Linked DNA regions of Mus musculus: regions 1, 2, 3 and 5 are each linked to region 4. A link is a loop called in an ENCODE intact Hi-C map of the cell type or tissue named here. Cell type or tissue: left cerebral cortex. All regions are shown on one strand. Region 1 overlaps Grap2 (GRB2-related adaptor protein 2). Region 2 overlaps Grap2 (GRB2-related adaptor protein 2). Region 3 overlaps Enthd1 (ENTH domain containing 1). Region 4 holds the start of Cacna1i (calcium channel, voltage-dependent, alpha 1I subunit). Region 5 overlaps Enthd1 (ENTH domain containing 1).

Region 1 (5,000 bases), 350 kb after region 4:
GCTCCTCTCTATTTCAGCGAGACATCACCACCCACTCAGTCTCCCAAGCTAGAAACCCAAAGTTTTCCCAGAATCCCCTTCTCCCTCAGCAACCCTAAATGGTTACAAAACCCTGCTCCTCTTTTCCTTCCTCGAATCCTCTGAAATAGGTCTTCGCCTCTCCTTAGCGCAGACCCCATGGTCCCTTACACAGTGGGCTACGCCCATCGCCCTCTGTCCTTCCTCTGGTTTTACCCCACCCCCAGCTCCTCCTCAAGGCTCCTCCTCAACTCTCATTCTTACTGTCATTTCCTGACTTAAAAATCTTTTTATCAATCTGAAGAGAAAAATCCAGAATTTTCAACCATGGGCTGCAAGGCCCCTTGCTTCTAACCTCCTCTAGCTAGAGTGAAGACACCAAACTCCAAGAATGTACCTCAGACCCTGTTCTTGGGTCATCACAATTGGCCCAATTAGCATTCGTTGCCTAGGGAGGTCTCCAGGCTATCTTTCCCATCTGCTCTCTGCTCTTCCTTCTGCCCTAGCATCTCCACCCATGAAAACATTTTCAGCTACAAGAAAGAGAAGCAAAGAGTTAATATTTCCTCCAAGCCCAGAAACCAGAGGGGGAGAGGAACCGAAAAGTGGGGGTGGGAGGGAAGGGAAGGGGAGGAGAGGGGGAGGGGGCTGTTGGAAAGTGACTCCAGAGGTTTGGTGGTACCATCAAAGGTTTCCCAGTCTCTAATGCTGCCACCCTTGGGTAGAGTCACTGTTCTAGTCTAAGCCCACATACTTTAGAAGCTTTCTGAGTGGAGATGGCAAATATTTTCAAGGTCGTCTCGTTTTTTTTTTCTGAAATCAATGAAGATACGTACAGCCATGTCTCCTGAGTAAGTGAGTAGCCAAGGCAGGCAACCACATGTGGGTATCCGTCAAGGAGGGCCCTATAGTAAGAAGACAGAAGAATTCTTCGTTTTGTCTATGATCTGGTGCTAAGTTTATAAAGGACCTGGCAAGTGTCTCTGTAGAGAGCCCCCCTCCCTCTCAAGTTCTCACTCTATTGCCCTGGAGCTCACTGCTATGTAGCTCGGGCTTGCCTCCAACTGACAGAAATCCTCCTGCCTCACCTTCCTGAGTGTTGAGATGACAGCCATGAGACACCATACCCGAACTGTCATCCCAAATATCCGGAATCCCATTCCCACCATTTTCAAAATTCAAAATGGGAATATGAAATATGAAGCGTTGACAGTTTAGAAAGCTGGTCTCCCTTAGACATTTAAGTTTTAATCTTCTTGTTTAAAAAATAAATTTTTGGTCAGACATGATTTTTATACTTCTATAACCCTAATACTTGGAAGGTAGAAGCAGGAAGATCAAGAGTTCAAAGCCATCCTTCATAGTTCCAGGCCAGCTTGGGCTACACATGGACTTCTCTCAAAAAAAAAAAAATTAACAAATGAATTAATGCATTGGTGGCTGATAAGACAGCTCAGTGGGTAACTTTGATCCCTGGGAGCCACAAAGCAGAAAGAGAGGACTACCAGAAGTTGCCCTCCGGCCTCCTTAGATGCGCTCTGAGCACTTGTGCACACACACAGGGGCAAGCACACACACACATACAGACATGTGAAGAACTAAACTTGTAAGAAGAGATGCAGGGCAGTCTCTGAGCGCCAGGTCTGAGCTCTGGTGGGTGACATGAGTGGCAGCATAAGTGGAGAGAAATAATGGTGTAAAGAGGAGCCAGATTCTAGAGAAGTAAGCGGTGGTGTTCCCTCCTTCCCCACTAAGCCCTGGAGCTGATGTCCCATCCAATCCCTTAGACTCTGCAGCCCCTTCCTGCTGCTTGGGGTCCTCTCTTCAGAATCCTTTGTTCTTTTCCATCTAGATACTAAGCAACCAGGAGGAGTGGCTCAAGGCGGAGCTCGGAAGCCAAGAAGGATATGTGCCTAAGAATTTTATAGATATCGAGTTTCCTGAGTAAGTATTCCCAGCCTGCCAAGATGGCTCTACCCACACACGCTCCCCTTACTTTTTTCAGTTGTCACTAAAATTATCTATGCATACCCAAGGAACTGTCAGAAATGGCTGCCTTTGGAGATCTCCCTCCCCAGCCTCCAGAACCCCGCAGCGGAAGGCCAGAGTGGGAGGAAGGTTTATTTGCATGGCATCACATTCCCTTTTGAAGTTTACACCATGTGCATGAATCGCCTATTTAATTATATATATGTATATATGTACACATAGAGAGAGGGGCAGGGAGGAGGAAGCTTGTTAAAATCACCTATAACGAATGCAGTTGCAGGATCTCTAAGAATCCCAAAGGGGGCGCTGTTGGACATCACTTGTCAAAAGCCATTCCTGCAAAGTTCTTGACTGCCTAATATGGCTTTCCACCCTAAGCAGGAATCCCAAACTCTATCAGCTTGCTCACCCGTGTCTGGGGGGGGGGGGGGTGGGCAGGGGAGATTCCCTCCAGAAAGAGGAAGTGAAACACAGATTGGGCTGTGTTTGTCTCAAGAATTGACCACAAGGGTTAGATAGAAATCTAATCTTGTCTCAGAGCCAGGGTCGAGCCCAAAGAGCATAGGCTTTGTAAGAAAATCATAGTACTATTGGTGACTCAGGCAGTCACCTTCTGTGACCCAGAAGAGACCACTTAGCCAACAGGTTGACCACTGACCGCCTTCCCCCCATGGGTCCTTAGCGCTTCTGTCATCTGCTAAGGGGCCACTTGAGGCCAGTCAGTCTCCCACCTACCTCTCAGTTCTGTCGCCTTCCTCCCATGTGTATGGCGGGTGAGGGAACTCACAGGAAGAGAAGCGCCTTGGTCCCCTCCCCACCCTCATGCCCACTCTCACTGGCCCATCACTTCTGGCAGCCACATTCAGATTCAGCTGCGGGTGCCTACAGCAGTCGACGCCCACCCCCCCACCCACCCCCACCCCCCACACACCGCTCCCCATCTACTCTCTGTACTCAGCTGACAGGCTCGCTGTAGTCACCACCTCCCCGGCCAAAGACACAAATGAAAAACAAAACAAACCACTGTTGCTCCCAGCTCCTTCCAGTTTTCTTTCCATTCCCTCAAAAGTGTTGGCTTTCCCTATTACGCTATTATCAACCCTGCGCATGCGCCTATCCTCCGAGGAACCCCCAGACTCCCATCAACGAGGTCCGGGCCAGCTAAAGACTGCACCCTTACTTTCTCAGCCACCATCTCGGCAGGATGGGACATTCTTCCCACTAGAACAAACTCTGTGACCTCCAAAAGCCTCTTCTTCCGCCTCCTCCCCTTGGGGCCTCCAGCGCCCTGGCTTCTCCTCAGGCTCCTTTGCTAGGTCCTCCTTCACCCTGCCATCCCCCACACCCTTCTCCAGTAAACCTTTCTTATTACCATTTTATTTTCCCCAGTGGTTGGTGTTACATGAGTATAGCAAATGTGGAGGCCAGAGGATACCTTCATGTGTCACCTATAGGCTATCATTCACCTCTCGTGACAGGGTCTCTGTCTGGTCTATTACTTGCCAGCCAGTGAACCTTGGGGCTCTGCCTGTGTTAGTCTCCCCAGTCCTGGTTACAGGCACCCGTCCCTATGGCAGGCTTTTGTGTGGGTGCTGGGGATTGTGACAGTTCAGGTTGTCATGCTTTCAAAGCCATCTCCTGTGGCCATTTTAAATGACTTTCCATCCCCAGCATCCTGTCCACCCTGTTTCCATTTTCTCCCCCGGCTCATAATCCCCTGGCACGCCATTTTTGATTATTCTGTTGTTATTGTGCATCTCCCGGGCCACCTAGAATGTCAGTTTGCTGAGAGTGAAGTCACTTGTCCGCTCTGCTCACCACTATTTTCCTAGCACCAAGAAAATGGTCCCAGGTGTTCAAAGATGATCAATAAAAGCCATCAGACCTGGCCAAGGTTGGGGAAAAAGGTTATCCCAGCACGTACAGTTATAGGAAGTGGAGTCAGAAGTTCAAAGCCAGCCTCTAACATATAACAAGCTTAAAGTCAGCCAGGGCTACATGAGACCCTGTCCCCTCAAAACAAAAGTAATAGGTTGGGTGTGGTGGTGCACACCATTGATTCCAGGTGCTTGGGAAGCAGAGGCAGCCAGATCTCTGTGAGTTCGAAGCCAGCCTGGTCTATATAGGGAGGGAGTTCCAGGATATCCAGGGTTGTATAGAGATATCCTATTTCAAAGTAATTAATTAACTAATACAAACAAAAGTATAAATAAATCACATCAAATAAAGTGAAAAATAAGCTTTAGAATAATAAGGAAGATTGAAACCCTGGCCTCCTGTGTCTGACACAAAATGTACGGAAAATTTTGGAAGTCTTAAAAAAAAAAACAAAGATTCCATACTCTAATCTAGTTAGAGAACGTAGCTTTTCTAGATGCCTCTGCCTTTCTAAAGGTCTCTGCCTGTTGCCTCTGCTGCAAACTTCCCTTTGAGCTATAGCTGTGGTAGCACACGCCACCCGCCTACTCCTGTCACTACTGTGCCTTCTCCGTGTGGCAATCAGCTGCTCAGCCCTGCAGAGGTGTGGGACACCAGAAACCCCAGGCTCCAGCCTACTGCTGTGGCCCAGGTCTGGAGGAAGTGTCCCTCCTGTTATCTGAGTCTGGAGTCAAGGGTCTCAGATCCTGTGAAGCACAGAGGCCTGCCGTGCATTTGTCCTAAAGGGACTCGAGCGTTAATTAGCCTTCCGACAGCAGCAATTAGAGCAGCCATCTAGAAGCAATGTGACAGGGTCCAACCTCTACCGGCTGTGATGGAAACTCTCATTCTAGAGCAGAGAGGAGTTTGTGCTCTCCTGGCAGAAGCTGCAGCCACCGGTCACCTAACCCAGTGTGCTTGACTTTTTTGGAACATTCCAGCCACTGCCGCCCTGACCGTATGGTGTCTCTTCTACATCTCTGTTTCCTCTGTAAAGGTTCATCAAACCTAGATCCACTTTTTTTTTTTTTTTAGGTAAATGACCTCGAAGTGCAGGGAATAGCTCACAAAAGAGT
Region 2 (5,000 bases), 330 kb after region 4:
TAAAGCCTGGAATGACCTGCCCCACCCCCACCCACCCCGCAGGCACGTCACGGTGATGACGGACAGAGCCTCAGGCTTCTCCAGATGAGGAGGAGAAAGTATGATCCTCCCTGCCTGCCCGCTCAGCCACCTTGCTGCCAAACCAGCTGCCCCTTTGTCTCCTGTCATTAGAGACAGCTCTGTTGGTGGCTTCCCGCAGAAGAGAAGCAGCAAGAAGATGAACTGTTATTTGGGGAACACACCTGCGCACAGGACAGAAATGGATGGGAGTAGGGGGTGGGGCCCCGGAGGCTTCTAATCAAAAGCCACTTCCTCTGGGTCTCCAAGCCCAGTCCTGACGGGGGATTTGTGCTCCCCTGGGGCATAGGAGTGAGAAAATAAAGAGGGCAGGAGAAAAATAAGAAATGCCCTGTACGCCCATGGTCACTTTGGAGGGGATGGAGATCTCCGCGTCCTGGATAGAAGTGATTTGGGTGGGATGTGCTTCGCTAGTCTTGCTTTCTTCCGTGGCAGCGGAATCAGAGCTGTGCATCTATTTTCTGGAGGGAGATCACTTGTCTCCACTGAGAAGGCTGTTTATTCTCCTAAAAGATCCTAAACCAAAAAAGGAAGTGATGGAGTCTCTCATTTAAGTGGACCAATATCTAGAGGAATCCCTGGCTACAGATCAATGAAGAGAGTCCTGAGAGCCACCCCTGGATGCAGGGCCACCTGCAGCAGTGATCTGGGGCAAAAGCAGAATAGCAAGGGTCCATCCGTGCATGAACTGGTTAGAGCTGCCCGGTTCTACACTCTCTGGCCTTAGATTCAAATCTTTGAAGAAACAGAGGTGGATTCTTGCTAGGAAGGAATTCGCAGGTCACTGCTTTAAAGGCTCAGAGGATCCGTTAGCGACAATTCAGGACGACACAGTAAGGGGATGTGTCTGACTTCTTAGACATTTGGCAGGCAGGTTAACATTTCAGTTCTTCAAGAGCCCAACGTGTAGAGAAGCCAAGCCTCCTGCGTCCCACATAAATTGGTTTGCGCCTCTGGTAGAACATTTAAACAGAAGCTGACAGGGAGCTGAAGGGTCATTGTCCATCCAGTGATTACAGATTTTTCAGGCGCCATTTACCTATGCCTTTTTGTCCTCCCCTGCTAAGCTAAATGCCCACTAAGGCAGAATGATCCCAGCCATGGCTACAGCAGTCAGGGCAAGGAAATGCACACACTAGGAACTTGAGAGATGGCTTAGTGGAGAAGGTGCTTGCAGAGAGGACCAGAGTTTGAATCCCTGAACCCACTTAAAAGCCAGTCAGGCATCGTTGCTGCCTGTGTTCCTAGGAAGTAAGAGAGAGGTGCTCCACTGAGGCAGGCTTGTGGGCCCACAAGACCAAGACTGGCCAGAATTGCTAAGCTCTGGGTTCAGCAGGAGACTCTGCCTCAATCCCTAGAGAGTGACTGAGAAAGACACCCAAGTTTGCTTTTTAAACATCCACAGGCATGTACACAAATGTGCCTAAATATCTATGAATGCACACACATATATGAACCACACAGACATGGAAGAAAGAGAACAGAAAAGAAAGGAAGGAAGGAAATGACACAATACAGATTTTAATACAAGATCATTAATATATAGTCAGAAGCTCAACAAAAGTCAGGCACACTAGCCTGCACCAGGAATCCCAGCAGTCTGGAGGCTGCAGCAGGAGGATTTTGCAAATATGAAGCCAGCTAGGGCTACAAAGTAAGATGTTGTTTCTGAAGGGCAGGAGAAGAAGAGGGGGAAAAAAAAAGACAGAGCCCTGAAATGAAAGGAACTATCTTTCCATGGCATTCAGAAGGAATTTAAACCCAGAAATGTGTGGGAGAAGATGGTGTCTAATTCTCTTCCATCCAAGCAAGGCTGCATTTCATAGATGCTAGGCTCTGAGACAGTTTATAAGCCTCACAACTCACAAGGGACAATGGGGACAGTCACCAAACCTGCCTAGATAAAGATTATAAGGCCTCAGAGGGAAAGAAAGAAAAAAAAATTACAAAGTACAAGCTGCAGTTTAGGGTGCACCATTGCCCTCTGTTGGATTAAATAAGGCAGGCTCCTTCGAGCGGGTGTGTGCTTCAGTGTCTCCAGCTGAGTTTGCTGGTTAGTCCTGGCACCTTAGAGTAGGAAATTAACTGTTCCTTGTAAACTTAGATACCCAGGTCCCTTCCTCTGATGGACTCAAATGTAACTCTGGTGGTAGGTTATTAATTATGCTTTTATGAATGTAACAAACACTTATGAAATATTAACTAAGCATTGCCTGGGGATTATATAGACTCTAACACACATGCCTACTACATATATGTTGCTTAGGGTCTACACACGAAGGACCTGTGGTTGTTGCAGTTTGTGGATGAGACAACACAATACCCAGGAAGCAAGCAGCCTCTTGCAGATTCCAATTCATGTCTATGGATTCCTAATCCTCACTTCATTAGCTTATAGTCTCTCCCTTTAAGAAGTCTACTGCTAGCCAGGCAGTGGTGGCGCACGCCTTTAATCCCAGCACTTGGGAGGCAGAGGCAGGCGGGATTTCTGAGTTCGAGGCCAGTCTGGTCTACAGAGTGAGTTCCAGGACAGCCAGGGCTACACAGAAACCCTGTCTCATAAAAACAAACAAACAAACAGAAAATAATAAAAAAAAAGAATAAATTAAAGAAGTCTACTGCTAAGCCTATTGTGGTAGCACATGCCTAGAAGCTCAGCAGAGCAGGAGAAGCAGGAGTTTAAGCCATCCTTGTCTACCTAGCCAGCTTGAGACCAGCCTGGGATACGCAAGACCTTATCTCAAGCACAAGAAGAAATGAATGCCAGTGTTCATGAATAAACTTTGACTGGAACACAACGGTACCCATTCATCTGTCATCTGTGGCTGACCTAGAGGCTACAACATTACATAACAGAGACCATACCACTCAGAGCCAAAGGTATTTACTATAGGCCCTTTCCAGAAAAAGCCTCCTGACCCCTGGTCTACACGCCAAGGTAGAACCTTCTGTCTCTAACAGCAGTTTTGTAAAGCACTTTCAGAGCTGAGCAAGATGGCCAGGTAATGTTTACTTGGCCCCCAGGGTGGGGAAGCTAGAGGTGACACACAGGTGTGTTCTTTTTAAGATTGAATGCGTACAAGCTCCGACTTTAAAATGGATCAATTAAAAGATAGTTATTTGCATAACAAAGTTTCCTTTCCATTTCGAAAGGGTTTCACCCGCAGGGCTCCTTTGTAGAGAGAGTCTCTATAATACATGCTAATACGATTCCATTTACAAATACTCTATTCAGAACAACTTTCCAAGAACCTTCCTATTGTGTACAGTGGGGCCTAGCTGTAATCACCTCCCTCCTCCCCAGGCAGCACTAAGGTGTCCTACTTCTAAACAGTAATTGAGCTGGCTTTCCGCTGGCTCCAAGAGGGGCTTCACCTGCTTGCACGGAGTCTTTTTTGTGTAATCCCAGCCTTTAGAGTGCTGAGGCAGGAGCATTGCTTCAGTCTAGGTGTTCCTGGCCAGTCTGATCAACATAGCAATGCTTCAGGTGACTTTCTCTCTGCATAATAATGACAATAAGAGTATAAAGGCTGGAACCTCCAAGTGTCTGTATCAGGAAGCATTTGGGGTATAATAGGTGACAAGTACAGACTACTACAGAAAACAAATCGATAAAAACCAATCAATATTTACTGAATTGTTCTAGCTCTTCTTTGCACCCAAACCCCAAAGTTCAAAATTGGTAAGCTCTTAATATCCTACATAGATAAACTAATAAAAATTCCATTTGTGGTTAATGTTCTGATAAATATGTGGTCAGCAATATTCATAAAAGTCATCTCTGTCTCTTTCTGTCTCTGTCCCTTTCTCTTTCTCTTTGTCTCTTTCTCACTGCAAGACATTCTGCTGTCTAAATTACAACCCAAACTGGGGCACGCATTCAAATGAGCGCTATCCCCAGCAAAATAGGAAGTGGTCATGACTGATTCAATTTAGGACCCGGCTTCCTCTTTCACTGGGTCCTGAGCCTGAGTCTCACTTAGCTATGTGCCGTTATGCAATTGCTCCTTTTAAGAGAGACATAAAATGGAAGCCTTGGCTATTCATAGCCAACTTAGGAGGAGCTGAAATTGTTCAAGAAGTTTCTTGCCTGGTACCATTTTGATGAAAACTAGTTCTTCCAACAAATCTATTTAATGTGGCTTCTAAATGGAGTCATGTTAAGGAACTGCCCGGTGGCTTTCACATGCATCTTGTGCCGATGAGGTTTTAAATGTAGATAAACATCCCTTGTACATCACTTGAATATTTTTCAGGGTGATATTTTTTTTCCCTTAGTAAAAGCAGCTTACAAGGAAACTCAAGGGCAGAGATGATCAGCCCAGGCACTCCTGTGTGGTGTGTGTCACCCTGCCGGGAGGCTGATCTGCGTCTCAGGGCTGCTAATGGATGATGCGTGAGAGAGCCACGAAAGGCCAGCGGGAAGCAGGCTGGCATTAGAACCCCACAAATGGCATCATCTGTGGGGTACGGCTTGGGGAGGAGGGCAGGCCACTGGAGGCGGCTGGCTGTCCCTGGAGGCTGGAGCTTCTCATGCTGTGTGGCAGGTGGCATTTCAGCCATTTCTAAAGCCAGCCCCTGGCAGGGACCCTGCACTGAGTCCATCTGTGAGGATGGAGATCTCTGGAAAGGGGTCTCTTCATCTCTTCCAGAATTCAGGAGCACTGAAGTTACAGAGAACAGCATGAAGACACACGTTTGAATCCAGGCTATGCTCTCCCCACCTCCTTGCCTTCGTTCTTCCCTCATTCCTTTCACCACTACTACCCAACCCTGAAACCTAGCCGTCTCTATAGAAATATAGAAATTTGTTTCCCAGGTGTAAAATGTAGCAGTGACAGGTGCAGACTATTACAGAAAAATAAATAAATAAAAACCAATCAATATTTACTGAATAAACTATATTGATAGTTCAATTTCCC
Region 3 (5,000 bases), 200 kb after region 4:
AATATATTGGTTTAAAATAGGCAGGCTATTCACCTAAAATGCATATTGAATGTAAAAGTTAAATCATATGCATGACACACAAAAAACTTAGTGGTTTTTTTTTTGTTTTGTTTTGTTTTTAGTGGTGCATGCACAAAATCCTAAATAATTATAAATAGGAACAGCTAGTGGCTCCTTAGGGTCTGTGCTAAGTGTGGAAGAGTTGCACGACCCATCCAGTGGTGCTACAACTACAACCAAGTATGGAAAAAGAAACATGGTGGGCACTGTAGCCCCGCGACTCACAGATGCATGGACTGCTGCTTCAGGAAGCCTGGCGCAGTGGCTCAACCCTAACAAGGAGATAGAGACTGGAACATACAGAAAAAGGCTTCTGAAAAGCTTCACGTGGGGCAGCTAACAGCCTCCATGGCATGAAAATGGATTGTAATCATGGATGATAAAATAGGCACAGAGTGCTCATTACCAAGTTTCAGGTCACAGCTAAGGTTCACCAGTGATAAAAACTCACATCCCTTCCCTAGACTGCAGGCCTAGAAAGGAGGATGCAGGCCTTTGCGAGGCTGGTGATCAGTGCCAGCCCATCTCACAGTCCGTGTCTCTAAGGATCCAGCGAGATGAAAGCTGGTATCTGCCACGTAAAGGTCACCCTGTGCTTCGAGCACACCTCGGCCCTGGGAGATAAGCAGGTACGAGGCAGTGACCGGAAGACTGACGGTGACAAATGATGACTCCAGGAGAGGGAAAATTAAACTAAATTGGGTCAGAGGTTTAATTCTAGCCAGAATTAAATTATTTTAGACTACAAAATACTTTAAATGGAGGTTGGCCCAGGGGAAACACTCACAGGTCCAGAGAGCAGTCATTAGGAGCCAGCTGTGGCAGTGTCATGGCTCTCCCCGGAAGTGAGCAGAGCATGAACAAGCCCTGCTCTTGCAGACCTCGGGTATGGTGCGTGGCCTGTGCCCACAGGTCCTCAGCAGCGGCTTCTGGGACACAGAGAAGGGTGCACTCAGGAAGACCGGGATGAGACACAGAGTGGGAACTCTCCTATGTTTTCCCACTTAGGCATGCAGCCCAAGAATTAACTTTTTTACTTCAACAGCAAGCGAACATCTTGGGTAGGTTTATAGCATAGCAACCAGCCTTTAAATACCATTTCTACTGTGAATGAAGAAGAAATGCTGGTTCTTAAGACGCATGACTGCATCTTATTCAAAATACGCCGAGACCGCCATTAAAGCCATCAGCATTCTCCCGAGAGCACACCCCTCTGGGACCACCTCACTGACTTACAGAGACAATGCAAACCGACCCCCTCCCCTAGACAGACTGCTGCACGACCGAACATTTCCTGCAGGCCTCTGCTCACATTTTTCTTGACTGGTTTGCAGCACAGTTCCATGACTTATCTATGTTTGGCTTATTCTCTCTCATTGCAGCACATTCTACATATTTTCATTCACGAAATAACACTTGGCAGATAGAATGTGTACCGAGGAGGCACAGCCCAGAAAGGACTTCAGTCACTGCAATTGTTAAGTGTGGAAATAAAACACCAGATATACCAGCTAAGAGAGAAACATCTTTCAGAAAGATGAGTGACGAGTAAGAGATTACAAAACTGAAAGTAAGCAGATTATTCATTAAAGAATCCAAGTAGAATACCTAAAACTCTTATAACTGGAAGGAATTTCAATGAGTCAGTAGATGACAGGAAATAGGAGCTGAAGACAGAGGCAGAGATCAACGGGGGCTCGGGGGTGGGGGTGGGGAGTCCAGTGGCAGGGCTAAGCGCCATGGCTGGCGGAGAGTGGGCCCAGCGTCCCTCTGACTGGAGCCTGGCTCCTTCAGCCTTATGGCCTGCACTGCAGGCTGGCCTCCAGGCACATGAGGTCCCACCTGTTCCTGTGCCCTCTCCTCTGCACCTTCCTTCCCCACTCATCCTGAGATCTGTGTGACCTCTTCTTGTCCCTAGTGTTCTGTCCTGTGGGTGTCAGAACAGAGAAAGCACACAAGTGATGGTAGTGTCTATCTCTCTCCTGGTCACTGTCATTGTCCCTCTGCTGGTGGTGGCTGCTCTGGCTATTATGGCTCTGTGACAGCTCCTCCCCAACTTCTCCCTCTAGTGGAGTGAATCTGAGAGTCCTTTAAGGTGACCTTGAGAGTCCGCTCTAGCTTCATAGGGGAAGAAAGGATTTATTTTGACTCACACTTCTATGTCCCAGTCCATCACTGAGGGAGGTCCAGGCAGGAACTCAAAGCCAAAACCTGAGGCATGAACTATGGAGGAATGCTGCTTACTGGCTCACTCACTGAGAACCACAATGTGCTGGCTTTCTTATGAAATGCGTGACTATCTGCCCACAGTGGGCTGGGCCCACCTACATCAATTAAGGCAATCAAAACAAGTCCCCACAGACATGCTCACAGGCTAGTACGACCTAGGCAAGCTCCTCCACTGAGATTTCCTTCTTACTCCAGGCTGTGGCAAGCTGACAGTTAAAGCTGACGAGGCCCTGCCTTCTACTGTGGTTCCCTTGCTGGATCCAGGCCTGAGACATCTCCCTCCAACTCTTTGCATCTCCTGACTTTTAACCTTTGTAGATTACCTAACACCTGGAGTTCCGGCTGGAAGATGCACACCACTGAAACCTCATGGTCCTGCTGTTCAATGGAGCATCAGGAGAGAACGTCCTTTGCATGGTCTTTTAGCCCTCGTTCTCACACACAATTCCAAACCCTCACTGCTGTCTTCAGGTGCCTTTGTCAACATGACCTTTCCCGCTTACTTTTTAGCAGTTGATCTTCTTCCATGAGCACCAGGGAAAGACAGACTTTAAACTGAGATGCCCTGACATCCCCTCATGCTAGCCAGCTGAAGTGCACTGGGCCTGTGCCCAGCCCTCCCTTCACCCTCAGCCTGGAGGGTCAGGAGTCATCTTCTCAGCTCTCTCCTTGTTCTATGGCTGTTACCAAGGCTTGCTCTGGTCAGTGCTTCTTCCTGGCTTCAGCTCTGTATTAGCTGCCCTTGGCCCAAAGATGTGCTCCTCTGTTCCCATACCAACACATCCATATTTATTAAGCTCCACACACAGAAACTGTGAATGTCTATGCGATATGATGTGATTTTTGGTCTAGAGATACAATGTGAAGTTAAATGAAGCTAATTAAATACCTACCACCTCACTCACTAATCCTTTTGTAGATGTTTAAGCTCTCTTCCCTTAGAAATTCTCAAGCGTTATATTGTTATTTATCGGGACGCTACGCTGTACCTCCTCCTAGTGACATTACTTTTGACCGACATCTCCACGCTCCAGGAACTGCCACTCTACCCTCTGCTTCTAAATTCCTTCTGCTTTGGAAGACTCCATGTGTGTGTGGAATCATGTGTGGTTTATTCTGCGGTACCTGGCCTATTTGAAGCAACACAACACAATGCTCTTCAGGTTCACCCACGTGGCTGCTGCAGACAAGATCTCCTCTTCCTGTGAAGCCATGAGCGTTCCATCGTGCACACGACACCCTTTCTGTGTGCACCCCTCTGCTTATGGACACTCTGATTACGTCCACATCTGGGCTGCAGGGGATGCGGGAGGACATCTCGTCCACATACAGTAATTTCAGTTTCTTTGAAAAGGTTCTCAGGTGTGACTACTGGATCACATGAGAGTTCTCTCTTTTCAGCTAGTCACTTCCACTTTAAATTCTTCTCCTAGGCCCCATCTGCCATCTCTGCTTTCCTTTCTCTTGTTACACTTACCCACACAACTGGCAACAATACTTCTTTGCATTAAATTCAGTTCTTTCTTTGCTATTTGGCTCCTTATAATGCTGTAGCATGGCCCCACTCTTCTCTCATGGACCTGCCCCTGTGGCCAGCACTGGCCTGTCCATTGCTGAATCCAGTGGAAAATTTTCAGTCCTGTCTCAGGATATTTCGGTGGCATTTGAGATTGACGAGCCCCACCCACCCCTTCTGCTCCTTTCATTTTATACACTCATCCATTCAAATGATATTTATTAGGCGGTGTGTCACACACTATTCTAGGTACTAAAAATATGACAGTGCACAAAAAGATGAAGCCTGTACCCCCTTGGAGCTCAGATTACACGGTGGGGGAGGGGAAATGAATAATTAAACAAGGATTTATATTTAGCTAGTCAGACAGTGATAAATCCTATTGCAGGGGAGGGGGATAAAACCCTTCAGGGGGAGAGGCAGAGAACGAGCAGGCTGGTGGGGACCATGTTACTACTTCATGTAGGATGATCAGAGGGGCCTCCACTGAGGTTGATCATGAGCACTAGAGGAGTCTAGAACGTTCTAGAGAGAGAAAAGTCCCTACAGATGCTGACACGTTCCAGGGATGCTCGTGATCTTAGATGGCTGTAGCAGGGTGACCATGTAGGAAAGGGAGTAGGAGAAGAAAGGATATAAGGGACGGGCCAGGTCACAAGGCTGCTACGGTGACACACAGAGATCGTGGAGGTGACAGGATCAGATGCCAGTGATGAGCTGAGTCTAGATGTACCTCCATTTTGGAGGGAAAGGTGACATGAGAGGATATGAGTCACAACTGACTCTGAAGCTTGGGTTTGAAAACTGTACTGGCTAGTTTTGTGTCAACTTAACACAGCTGGATTTATCACAGAGAAAGGAGCTTCAGTTGAGGAAATGCCTCCATGAGATCCAACTATAAGGCATTTCCTCAATTAGTGATCAAGGGGGAAAGGCCCCTTGTGGGTGGGACCATCTCTGGGCTGGTAGTCTTGGTTCTATAAGAGAGCAGGCTGAGCAAGCCAGGGGAAACAAGCCAGTAAAGAACATCCCTCCATGGCCTCTGCATCAGCTCCTGCTTCCTGACCTGCTTGAGTTCCAGTCCTGACTTCCTTGGTGATGAACAGCAGTATGGAAGTGTAAGCCAAATAAACCCTTTCCTCCCCAACTTGTTTCTTGGTCATGATGTTTGTGCAGGAATAGAAACCCTGACTAA
Region 4 (5,000 bases):
TCTTCTGGGATTACAGGCATGCAACGGCCACTGCTGGTGGTCTTTTGCGTCCATCTTGAAGGGCAGGAAGAAGTGGGACCAGAATGGGAAGCTTGGTGGGAACTTGGGTTTCTGAACGACCTTTGGAGACCGGTTCGAGCATTATGCTGGTGACCCCCTCATTGGGCAGTGGAGCAAGCACCCCAACAGGAAGCCCAGTGAGAATCCGAAGTGTAACAAGACCAATAAGCGTTAGGCACCTGGGCTGCTCATTCAAAGGCTCTCCCGTTTTTACGCATGATGGACAAAGCCCAGGGCCAAAAGGGTCAGGACCCTCCCCAGCGGTGCGACCCTAAATTGTTAGGAGGTGGCTGCACTCCCGGGGGCTCCCGCCTCTCCGGAGGGGACTCAGTCGCGCCACCGTCACTCAGTCTGTCGCCCGCACACCTCCCCCTCCAGCGCCCCGAGCCTGCAGCTTTCCCCGAAGACATTTGGTGTCAGTATAAGGACGGCTTTTCCTCGCACGCGGCGCGGCTCGGTCTCGCCGCCGCCGCACGTCCCCGCACCGCCTGGCGCTCCGGCTCCTCCGCAGCCCCCGTCGCGCGCAGCCCCTTTGCGCCTCGAGTCCGGGCCGGGGGCGCCAGGGGCGCCGAAGCCGGGGACCCGGGTGACCCGACCCCGCGCTCCGCCGCGCCTGCCGCCCCGCACCTGCCCTGCCGCGGCCCCGCGCCCCCGCCCCCGGCCCGGAGCGCCGCGCGCCCGCCGCCCGCCGCGCGCTCCAACTCCGCGCGGTCCGCCGCTCGTCCGCGCCACCCGCCCCGAGCCGCGGCGACCCGCCCGCCATGGCCCGCGCCCCCGGGCCCGCCACCCTGCGTGCGCCGCCCCCCTCGCCCCGGGGGCGCAGCTGATCCCGGAATCTGAGGCGTGGGGCCGGCGGGGCGCGGGGTCCCTCTCCACGCCGGCTTCGGGGACACGCGTCACCCCCGCATCTCTGCCCGGGACGACCCCGCTGCCCAGCCACGTCCATGCCAAGGTAGGGGAGGCAGTGACGGTGGAGGGGGAAGGAGAGGCTCAGCCCCCAGCTTGGTTTCTTGGCGCGTCGGGCTCTTTCTTTATAGAGGCGTTTTTGTTTGTTTATTTATTTATTTATTATTTCTGGGGACTGATCCCCCTCACCCGCCCGCGCGTACCCATCAGGTGGGCGTCACATCCCTTGCTTGGGGGGTGGGGTGGGGGCCCTGCGTTGGAAGGACAGGGAACTTTGACCGGGGCCCCTCTCCAAGGCCACGAAAGTTCTCTTGGTGCCAATACTGAAACCCAAAGCCGGCTCAACCAGCGCTGCAGAAATTTATTCAACAAGTCAGGCTGCTGGCGGGGGCCCGGGCGGTCTGTCCGTCCGTCCTGCTGTCCCTCTGCTGCGGCTCTGCGACCAGCTGGATCAGAGCTGGTGCCAGTGTCCGGCAGGGCTGAGCTAGGAGCGTTAGCTAGAGACGGAGGACGGCGGGCGGGATTGAGTGAGAGAACCCCGGGCAGGGTTTAACTTTCCTCCAGGCCGGGTGGTGGAGGGCCCTTCCTTCGCCAGTCACCCTAGGCGCCCACCTAGGTCGCGCTGCATGAAGCCAGGTCGGGTTGGAGCGGGCAGTCCAAGGGGCCAAGAGGAGTCCTCAGCTGCCAGGGAGAAGGTTATATAATGAGTGTTTGTGATGATTGGGATTTAATTGTCTGTTGGATGGTGTGTGTGGAGTGAAGGGGCAAGAGGGCTCAGCAGGGGGTGGGTAGATCTCTTTTCTGGGAGGTCAGGAAGCCTGGGGGAGGGGGCTCAGAAATAGGCCCAGCGGAGACAGCGGCCAGCCCCTGTGCTCTGTCCTTTCTCAGCAGGATCTTAGGTTTTTGAGAGGAGATCGGGGTCCAAGGAGAGACCCCTGAATGTATTCTGGCCTGTGGAGTCTGGGTTTTGAGTTGTATGCATGTGTGTAGGTGTGAGTGCATGCGTGTGTGTGTGTGTGTGTGTGTGTGTGTGTATGACAGAAAAAAGGAGAGAGGCAGAGAGAGAGAGAGAGAGAGAGAGAGAGAGAGAGAGAGAGAGCCTGCCTCTCTGTGTCTGCGTAGTGTGACAGGGTCTGCTTCGCATGTGACTGCCGTCCTAGAATGGAGGGCTCAGGCTGGCCTGAGCAGTCCTTTCCTCATTGCTCATTGTGTGGGAGATTTGTCTCTGCAGATTCTACCACTGCCTGCAGACTCAAATGCCACACACAAGGAAGGGTATGGGTCCCAGGGCCAGGCTGGGGAAAAGGTTTGCTGAGGGGGTTCAGGCCTGTCTTCTGGTTCTCACTCACTAAACTGGAATCACTTCGTGAATCAACATCCGGACTCAGCTTCAAGGACTCCTTCAAAACTCTTGTCCACCCCTCGGGACAAACTTTCTGTTTGGGCTCCAAGTCCTGGGCCTGGGCAGTAGTGGTTTCCAGGCACGGGGTATCAGTGGGTGAGATGTCAGGATGGGATAGGAAGATATGAGCTAGAACTAAGCTTGGGGCAGCAGATTAGGGGTGGATGAAGAGACAAGAAGGGGACCCTGCGCTGGCCTGGCACCCAACTGGAGAACCTTCCATAACCGTAGAAGGCCTGAGGGAATCACTACGGCTGCTCAGAGCAGTGCCTGCGAGCAGGAGGCTCCTCAGGCAGCTAGAACAGTTTGGGGGAGGGGCTAAAAGCCTGTCTGGAGGCCCCTCTTTCCCTCGACTGAAGTTCTCTACCCTTCTTACCTGAGTTCCTGTCTAACCTCCTTGTCTGCCTTCCCCACTTGGCTCTTGAATCAATAGCTTCTGCAAGACTGGACCAGTGAGGGTATCTTCTAAGTCCGCCAGGGGGCGCCGGCAAGTCTTTATCCCCGCAGGTTGACTCCCCTTGACCTTGGGCAAGTGGGTGGGGTTTTGCTGTAGGAACCTCCCGCTCACTCCTCCACCCTAGTCGACTCTCCACCATAGAGGACTTGCTTGTCATTCACCCATCCTGGGAAGCGGCTACTGCAAGCGGTACCCTAAAACCTCCAAGTGCTTCTGAACTCAAGAGACGTGCTCAGAACACACAGTCTGGCCACATCTCCTGCTCTGTCCCTACCGTTCATCCCCATACCCCAAGTGCAGCTCCCAGGACAGACTCTGGGCCGTGCCCTTCCCCCACAGAGGCCACCCCCAGCAGATTAGAGCTCTCTTGCCGAGGTGATGATAAAGGCTGGTGCGGTTTCACTGCCTCTCATCATTGTCTTGTTCTCCGACTCCCCAGCACTGCATTTAGGATGCTTCAAAACGGCCTGCAAAGAGTAGATGCTGGGTTGGGGTGTGTGTATGTGTGTGTGTGTGTGTGTGTGTAGGTCTAGAGGAGGGGAGATCAGGGCCCATTTCCCACCCTTGGTTTTGGCTCCTCCATCCCTTCTCCCCCCCCCCCCCTCTTTCCCCCACTTCATCTCTTCCCTCCCTCTCTCCTTTCTGGAGAATATTTTCTACCCACATGTTCCCGGAGTGTGCCTTGTGTAGTGCCCTCTGTTCACCCTGGTGTTAGGTCTGGGCTGGGACTCCACAGCTGTGTGGGCGCAGGCTCCTGTGTGAGCATCTGGGAATCCCTGGTCTGCAGGCCTGTGGGTCCTGAAATCTGAGAGATGCGGGGCAAGCCTTCCTCATCCTAAGCTGCCAGCCAGAGAAGAGAAGAAAAATAAACCTGGATTTCTGATTTAGTAAAGCACCTACTGAGTGCCAGGCCTCATTCTGGTCGCTAGAACCCAGAGGTGAGAGAAGGGAGCAGGCCAAATGGGCCTTCTAGGGGGGCTTCAATGCCTTAGGCAGGGTCTGGTTTCCTTGCTGAGGTCATTGTGGAGACAGAGCTGCACATCTCCATATTCTCCTGTGCTCTGGGTGTGAGAATTGGGCTCTGGATGGCTCACGGGGGTGTTGGACACGTGGTCATTGGGCACCCCTAAGCATGTGCTGGCAACTTGGGGTTCTTGAACAGAAGAGAGGGAGGAGAAGTGTGTACCTGAGAGTACAGGGGCGGGGGCTTGGAGCCAGTGTCTCTTCAGGATTGGGATCAGAAGAGACCTTTATGCCCAGGGTCCTCCCTGAGCTAGCTGTCCCCTTCTGCTGGCCTTGGCTAATGATGCATCCTGAGATGGACATCGGGTTCTTGTCCCACCTCCCTGCTGTGCACCCTGACCTACTGAGCAGCAAGGGCTGGGTTAAGGCCTTAGCCTCTCTCCCTCCAAGCTTTTATCCCAGCCAGGAAAGTCATAAGCAGGCCCTTGATTGGGGGCTGGGAGGGGCAGGCCACTCAGCATGCGGAGCTCAGCTTGTTGTAATTGGGATAATGCTTCCACCTTAAAGGATTTTTTTGCGAGACTTAGAAGTATCTCTGCAGTACCTAGCATGGGGCCTTGGAGGGGGAAGCTGTTTTCCTTTCATTAAAGTACTTTCCAAATCTCTCTCCATTTGTTATCTGCTTTGAGAGGGAGACGGGCAGCATCCTCCTCCGAGTTTTTCACAGGTGGAGATGAAAAGGGCTGTGGGGAAGGGGGCTGGGCTCGGCCTGGACTCTAGGATTCCTGGTCCAGTGGGACCCACCTCACTCCCATCAGTGACCACCTGCCCCCGAGTTGTTATTTCAAATGAGACCCTAAGCCCTAATTACTGCAAAGTGGGTGAAGCGATCAGCAAAGGCACCAGCTGGGAGATGTTCAAATGCCCCGTGGAGATTCAGGAGCAACCTTGCTTGCTCAAACCAGCACAGGGCCAAGGGCCACTGCAAGCAAACAGGATGATATCTGGGGTCAGGGACAGGGACAGGGGGACCTGGCCAACTTGCTAACTCACAATCCGCAGTTGGGCTTCCCAGATCTTCTGCTAAGTGGTCTCTGACCTTGAGAGAAACCCTTCCTCTTCCTATGCCTCCGCTTCCCTCCCTGCAGGAGAGAACAAATACGCGTGATTCTCTGGATTGTGATCGGGTGCCTGGCATGCTGTAAGTGTCCA
Region 5 (5,000 bases), 210 kb after region 4:
AATAAGCAGAAAAGGGAATTTGCCAGGCCAATTGAGGGTTCTCTCTGAAATTCAAGGTTGCTTTAATATTTAGAAATCAATAATTTATGAAAATTGATAGTCTAAAAGAGAGAAATCTGTAGGTATCAAAATAGATGCTAAGTGGAGAAAATCTGAAATATAGTCTTGATAAAAAAAACTGCTGATAAATTGACAATGGGGATCTACAGTGTACAGTGCACAGCGAATGTCTCCGATGAATTGGGGTTGACACCAACCTCTTGTAGGTATGAACCAGGTCTCAGAAGCCTTGGCCGTGCTGTTACCCAGCTGTGTGTGGAGTGTGTGTGTGGGGGGGGGGGGCAGGGATGGGAGAGCCAAACACAAGAGTTTCAGAGTTTGCCAGTGAAGAACTAAGTCTGCCATTATTTACAGATGATGTGGTTTCCAACATGAGATGCTCAGAAGGATCTATCCATAAATCAGGGAAACTGCTAAGAGTTTAAGGGTATAATCAATATACAAAAAATAATAATTCCACTCATCTGCACCATCAACAAACAGAAAATGAAATGTATCAAATGAAGCTTCTTGGAGTAGCCATGAAAACAAAGGTATGTCTCAAGACTCGAGCCAAGCCCCATGAGGCAGACCTGATCAAGCTGTTGTCAACTGACCACAGAGCAAACTGACAGTGCAGGAATATGCCGAGCTCAGCTGCCCTCTTAGAACCCTGCAGAGCACCTTGGAGAGAGAGCCCCATAAGACCACAGGGCTGACTGAGGACTCGGCTCTCAGCCTCCAGCCAGTACCACGGCCAAATACGTGGCAGATTGCTATCCCAGAAAAGACCGAAATTCCAAATCTGAAGTGAAGTTTTAGACCTTAAGTTGAAATTTCATAAGTGTACCATCTTGCACTGAAAGTACATGCACATTAAGCACAAGGGACCAAATCTAGCCAAGATCACAAGACACCTGTCTGTGAAAAGTATAAATACAGAAGGTAAGGATTAAGGCAATGAGATGCATTGCTATTATAAAGACGTCATTTCTTCTAAATTGACTTAAAGATTCAATTCTGTGCCCATCAAAACTCCAGTGGGATTTTTAAGGAACTTGCCAAACTTTGGTGCAGGAGAGTGGAGGGGTGGACAGTCCCTGCTGCTGAAGGAAAGCCCACCAAGAGCGGTTATAAACATAGTGTAATGGAAACTGTTTGCTGTACAGCTGACTTCACATACCTGATGGCTCCAAATAGAGCCCAGGAGCACACTGTATGCATGTGAACCATGCTTTAGAAAACGGGTGGCCCTGCAGGTCACTGGGGGAACGGACAGACTTTTCAATTAATGATTTCTATGGAGAAAAACTGGATGCCTAATTCAATTACACACCACCATCAACTGTGTATTGTTTTATTTGTGAAAAGCAAACTAGTTTTAAAACTTGGGCCCATATAGTGTTACGCGCATGCTCTCAGGACAAGGAAGAAATGTCCCAAATCAGAGAAGACACAAATGCCGGGATCATACAGACTAACACTCCGCCTCATTAAAACTCTGAGCTAGTGTTCTGCAAGGCCTCCATCTGCAGCGTAAAGAGCACAGGGAGCTGCAACCACACAGGAGATGGCGGGCTCAGCCGCCCACCCGGACACAGACTCCTACAGACCAATTAGGAAACACACAAACAAGCAAGCAGAAAAGTGGCCAAGAGATACATGCAGATGCTTCACACAGGGAAGCCCCGGTGAGTCAGCGTGTGGAAGGTTTCCACACTTGCAAACACACTCGGCTCCATTCAAAAAAAAAAAAAAAAAACAGTGTAGAACAAGCAGGAGACCATCTCACCCGTTACCTCAGCAGCTTTTCAAATGTGACAAGATCAGGGCTGGGGGGAAACTTATAGAGACTAGGTCTTTAGAAAACAATCTGGCATGGTTAGGCGTTTTCAAGGAGCCCATATCTAACTTACAAATAACTGGCTTGGGAATTTCTTGTCCATGACATCTAGCAGTCTTGGACAAGTTATATGAGTTCGTACAAGCCCTGCGTGCAATTAAAAACAAAACAAAACAACCAACAAACGTGACACACAGTGCCAATGACAGAGTGCATCTACAGGGAAACACAATGCAGCAGTGAAGGGTGATTGCCACATACAGAGGTGTAAGGCTGAGGGTCCACCACCAGGTGATAAGGAAAAGCTATAACTGGGACGGAAGGCAGGACAATGAGCAGAACGGAAGGCCTGGCCAGAATAGCTTTCTTATTTTATTTTTGCCATGGGCTGAAGTTGCCAAAATCAGAACATGGAAATCAGAGCCATCTGTTGACAGGGTAAGTTAGAGAGCTGGACAGAAACGCAGAAAAATGTGTTTTGAAATCTGCATCAAATCACAGAGACAGAAATAAAAGCCTGCCTTGTTCTAGCGGGGAGGAATAGTGTCACTTTGCCATCGTTTATGTAATAGTAAGAGTGCCATCGTCATCCACGGGAACAGCCCTAAGGTGTGTTAGTTTAGTCGTGGTCACTGCACAAACTGAGGTAATCGGGAAGAACCGTTAAACTCACTGCCAGGGCAGGTTCCAGACTCACTTCAAGATTCTTCAATCTTGACCAATCCATCCCTGAGGTGCTGAGGAGATGCTTCAGTGGGGAAATGCTTGGCATGTAAGCTTGAGGACATGAGTTCGGATCCCATACCCACATAAAAGCCTGCTGTCACCACATATGTCTGTCACCACAGGGGCTCGCTGGCCAGCCAGACTAACCACAATGACAAGCTCCAAGTTAAATGAGAGACCTTATTTCATTTAAAAAAAAAATAGCAAAGCTAGAGGAATCTAGCGAGTATAGGACTCAGACTCCTCATGCACACGCACAGGCGAGTACATATGAGCATGCGAGTGCCCCACCTCGGCCACGCCATCCGGAGAATGGGTGAAGTGGACTAAGCTATAAGCACTCTGAGAGGAAGTGGCCGGCCAAGCTGTTGTCTGCAACCTCTCACAGACACCAAGATGGATGATGTAACTCAAGCCATGAAAATATAGCAGGGTGAAGACATCCTATGAGCTTGGGGAACCAGTCTTAGAGTGTGTGTTTAGTGTTGTGTATATGTGTAGTGTGCGCATGTTGGGCTCATTCCCTTGTGTGTGGACGACTGGGGTTGACATCTGGTGTCTTTCCTCAATCTCTCACCACCTTTACTTTTATATTTTTATATGATTTTTAATACTTAGAACAACACATGCCCTTGAGCACCCTGGCATGTGTGTGGAGCTCAGAGGACAACTTGTGCAAGACCACTCTCTTCTTCCATGTGTGGACTCCAGGAGCAAACCCCAGCCTGTCAGGCTTGGCAGCAAGCACCATCATCAGGCTGGACTGGCCGGCCAATGAGCTTTAGGGGTCCCTGTCTCTGTCTCCTTTCCCTAAAGCTATGATTATAAGAATACATGCATCATACCATTTTTTTCTATCAAATAATTTAATTTTATGATTTTAATATAATTATATTTCTGCCTTCCCCTTTCTCCCTCCAGTCACTGCCATGTACCACTTCCCCTGCCTTGTTCCCTTCCAAATGCATGGCCTCTTTTCTTTAATTGTACACACACACACACACACACACACACACACACACACACACTTACTTCTAAATACATACATACAACCCGATCAGTCTGTATAATGTTACTCGTATGCATGTTTCCAGGGTTGACCACGTGGCGTTGAATAACTAATTAGGGACTCGTCCCTGAGGAAGACCACTCCCCTGCACTCCTTGCTTGCCTGTGGTTCTCTGTCTAGGGCTGAGGCTCCCTGAGTGCTCTCCTTTCCACATTAGCATGCCTCTTGGTATTGTCTACATTCAGATCTTGTTTAGGCAGCCATGCTAGTGCGACTTCATGGGTGTAGAATATCTTCTGATCTACTAGAAGGCATCATCTCTCAGCAAACATCCTGCTTCTCTGGCTTGTACGGTCTTGCTGATCCTTCTTCTGTTATGACTCCTGAGCCTAAGGTGCAGGAGTTGAGTTGCAGATATATCAGTAGGACTGGGCTTTACAACTCTGCATTTCAATTGGCTGTGGTTCAGCAATGGTTTCCCTATGTGACAAAGAGACATTTCTTTGATGAAGGGTGAGGACTAATCTGTAAATATGAAGGCAAATATTTCTAATTTAGATAAGGACTATGCTCTTTTATTAAAATGACAGTTGTAGGCTCTCCTCCAAGATCCATGACCTCAGTACCCTTGAGTAGTTGGCTAGGTTTCCAGAGCCAGGCACAGTTTCCTTCTTGATGAGAGGGCCTTACACCCAATGAGAAAACTGTTGGTTCCTGTCACAGGATGCAGGTCACTGCTGCACCCTTAGTATCACTGTGCCATGCCGGTTGTTGATGCGGTCCGTAGGTAACATGGCTGGGTAGCACTGTTGGTTGTCTCCCTCCTTGCGAGCTGCATGCCACCTTCTGGCCATGAAAACTAGACCTTCAGGAGGAGGCTTGCAGGTCAGATCCAGCTCAAGTCCTCTGGGCCCCATGTGTCTGAAGTGCATGGTGTCTTCAGGAACAGGGACTTACCTTCTACCTCTTGGGGGCAACCAAGGACAACAGAAAAGACTGTAATGTTTTGTGTTTTAGGTTCTCTTGGACAACCCTGACCAACAACTCCAAAGCGGGCTTCTCATGCCTCCTTGGGGACTATATTAGATAGTCTATTTTGTGCCAGGCTTTTTATAGGCCCTGGGGATCTGAACCCAGGTTCAAGTCCTTACACTTGCATAGCCAGCACTCTACTAACTGAGCCACATCTCTAATTTGATGGCTGCTTTTCACCCTGTGAAACACAAACTCACAAAACTATGAAGGAAAGAATCCTTAAACTTCTCTGAACACATCACTGAGAAAGCTGAAAGACAAGTCACAGCCTAGAAGTGATTTGCAACACAAATTATATGTGCATATATATGTAACTCTACAAAATCAATTCAAATGAACAACAAACAA

What was found. Peaks named below come from ENCODE experiments on the same cell type or tissue, not always from the same donor. Only the 100,000 strongest peaks of a DNase experiment are listed, where the experiment ranks them.
Region 1: it touches region 4 in a loop (4-fold over the local background); 5 of 42 quality-filtered maps call a loop at or near these places.
Region 2: it touches region 4 in a loop (4-fold over the local background); 8 of 42 quality-filtered maps call a loop at or near these places.
Region 3: it touches region 4 in a loop (2.2-fold over the local background); 5 of 42 quality-filtered maps call a loop at or near these places.
Region 5: it touches region 4 in a loop (2.7-fold over the local background); 3 of 42 quality-filtered maps call a loop at or near these places.

The regions. Positions count from the first base shown.
Region 1 is chr15:80,632,466-80,637,465 of GRCm38, forward strand. Grap2 (GRB2-related adaptor protein 2) reads left to right here. Exons shown (of 8, transcript NM_001289442.1): 3 at 1,871-1,962. Among named protein-coding and RNA genes, the nearest start is that of Mir6957, 11 kb to the right of the region's middle. In left cerebral cortex, a CTCF peak has its summit at 2,290; DNase peaks (open chromatin) are centred at 2,109 and 4,596; H3K27ac peaks cover 1,710 bases.
Region 2 is chr15:80,615,979-80,620,978 of GRCm38, forward strand. The region is part of intron 1 of Grap2 (GRB2-related adaptor protein 2); the gene reads left to right. Among named protein-coding and RNA genes, the nearest start is that of Mir6957, 28 kb to the right of the region's middle. In left cerebral cortex, a CTCF peak has its summit at 2,070 (motif pointing left); DNase peaks (open chromatin) are centred at 185, 2,046 and 4,065; H3K27ac peaks cover 761 bases.
Region 3 is chr15:80,483,712-80,488,711 of GRCm38, forward strand. The region is part of intron 4 of Enthd1 (ENTH domain containing 1); the gene reads right to left. Among named protein-coding and RNA genes, the nearest start is that of Gm23220, 28 kb to the left of the region's middle. In left cerebral cortex, a CTCF peak has its summit at 2,126 (motif pointing left); DNase peaks (open chromatin) are centred at 1,142, 1,441, 2,252 and 3,745; H3K27ac peaks cover 919 bases.
Region 4 is chr15:80,286,766-80,291,765 of GRCm38, forward strand. Cacna1i (calcium channel, voltage-dependent, alpha 1I subunit) reads left to right here and starts at 473. Exons shown (of 37, transcript NM_001044308.2): 1 at 473-1,012. It overlaps Gm31319 (a long non-coding RNA gene), which reads right to left and starts at 2,966. Exons shown (of 2, transcript XR_384257.3): 1 at 2,745-2,966; 2 at 1,103-1,647. In left cerebral cortex, CTCF peaks have their summits at 447 and 2,839 (motif pointing right); DNase peaks (open chromatin) are centred at 455, 1,090, 1,400, 2,125 and 2 more places; H3K4me3 peaks cover 3,069 bases; H3K27ac peaks cover 3,161 bases.
Region 5 is chr15:80,498,953-80,503,952 of GRCm38, forward strand. All of the region lies in intron 4 of Enthd1 (ENTH domain containing 1), which reads right to left. Among named protein-coding and RNA genes, the nearest start is that of Gm23220, 43 kb to the left of the region's middle. In left cerebral cortex, a CTCF peak has its summit at 2,170; DNase peaks (open chromatin) are centred at 1,669 and 2,337; H3K27ac peaks cover 545 bases.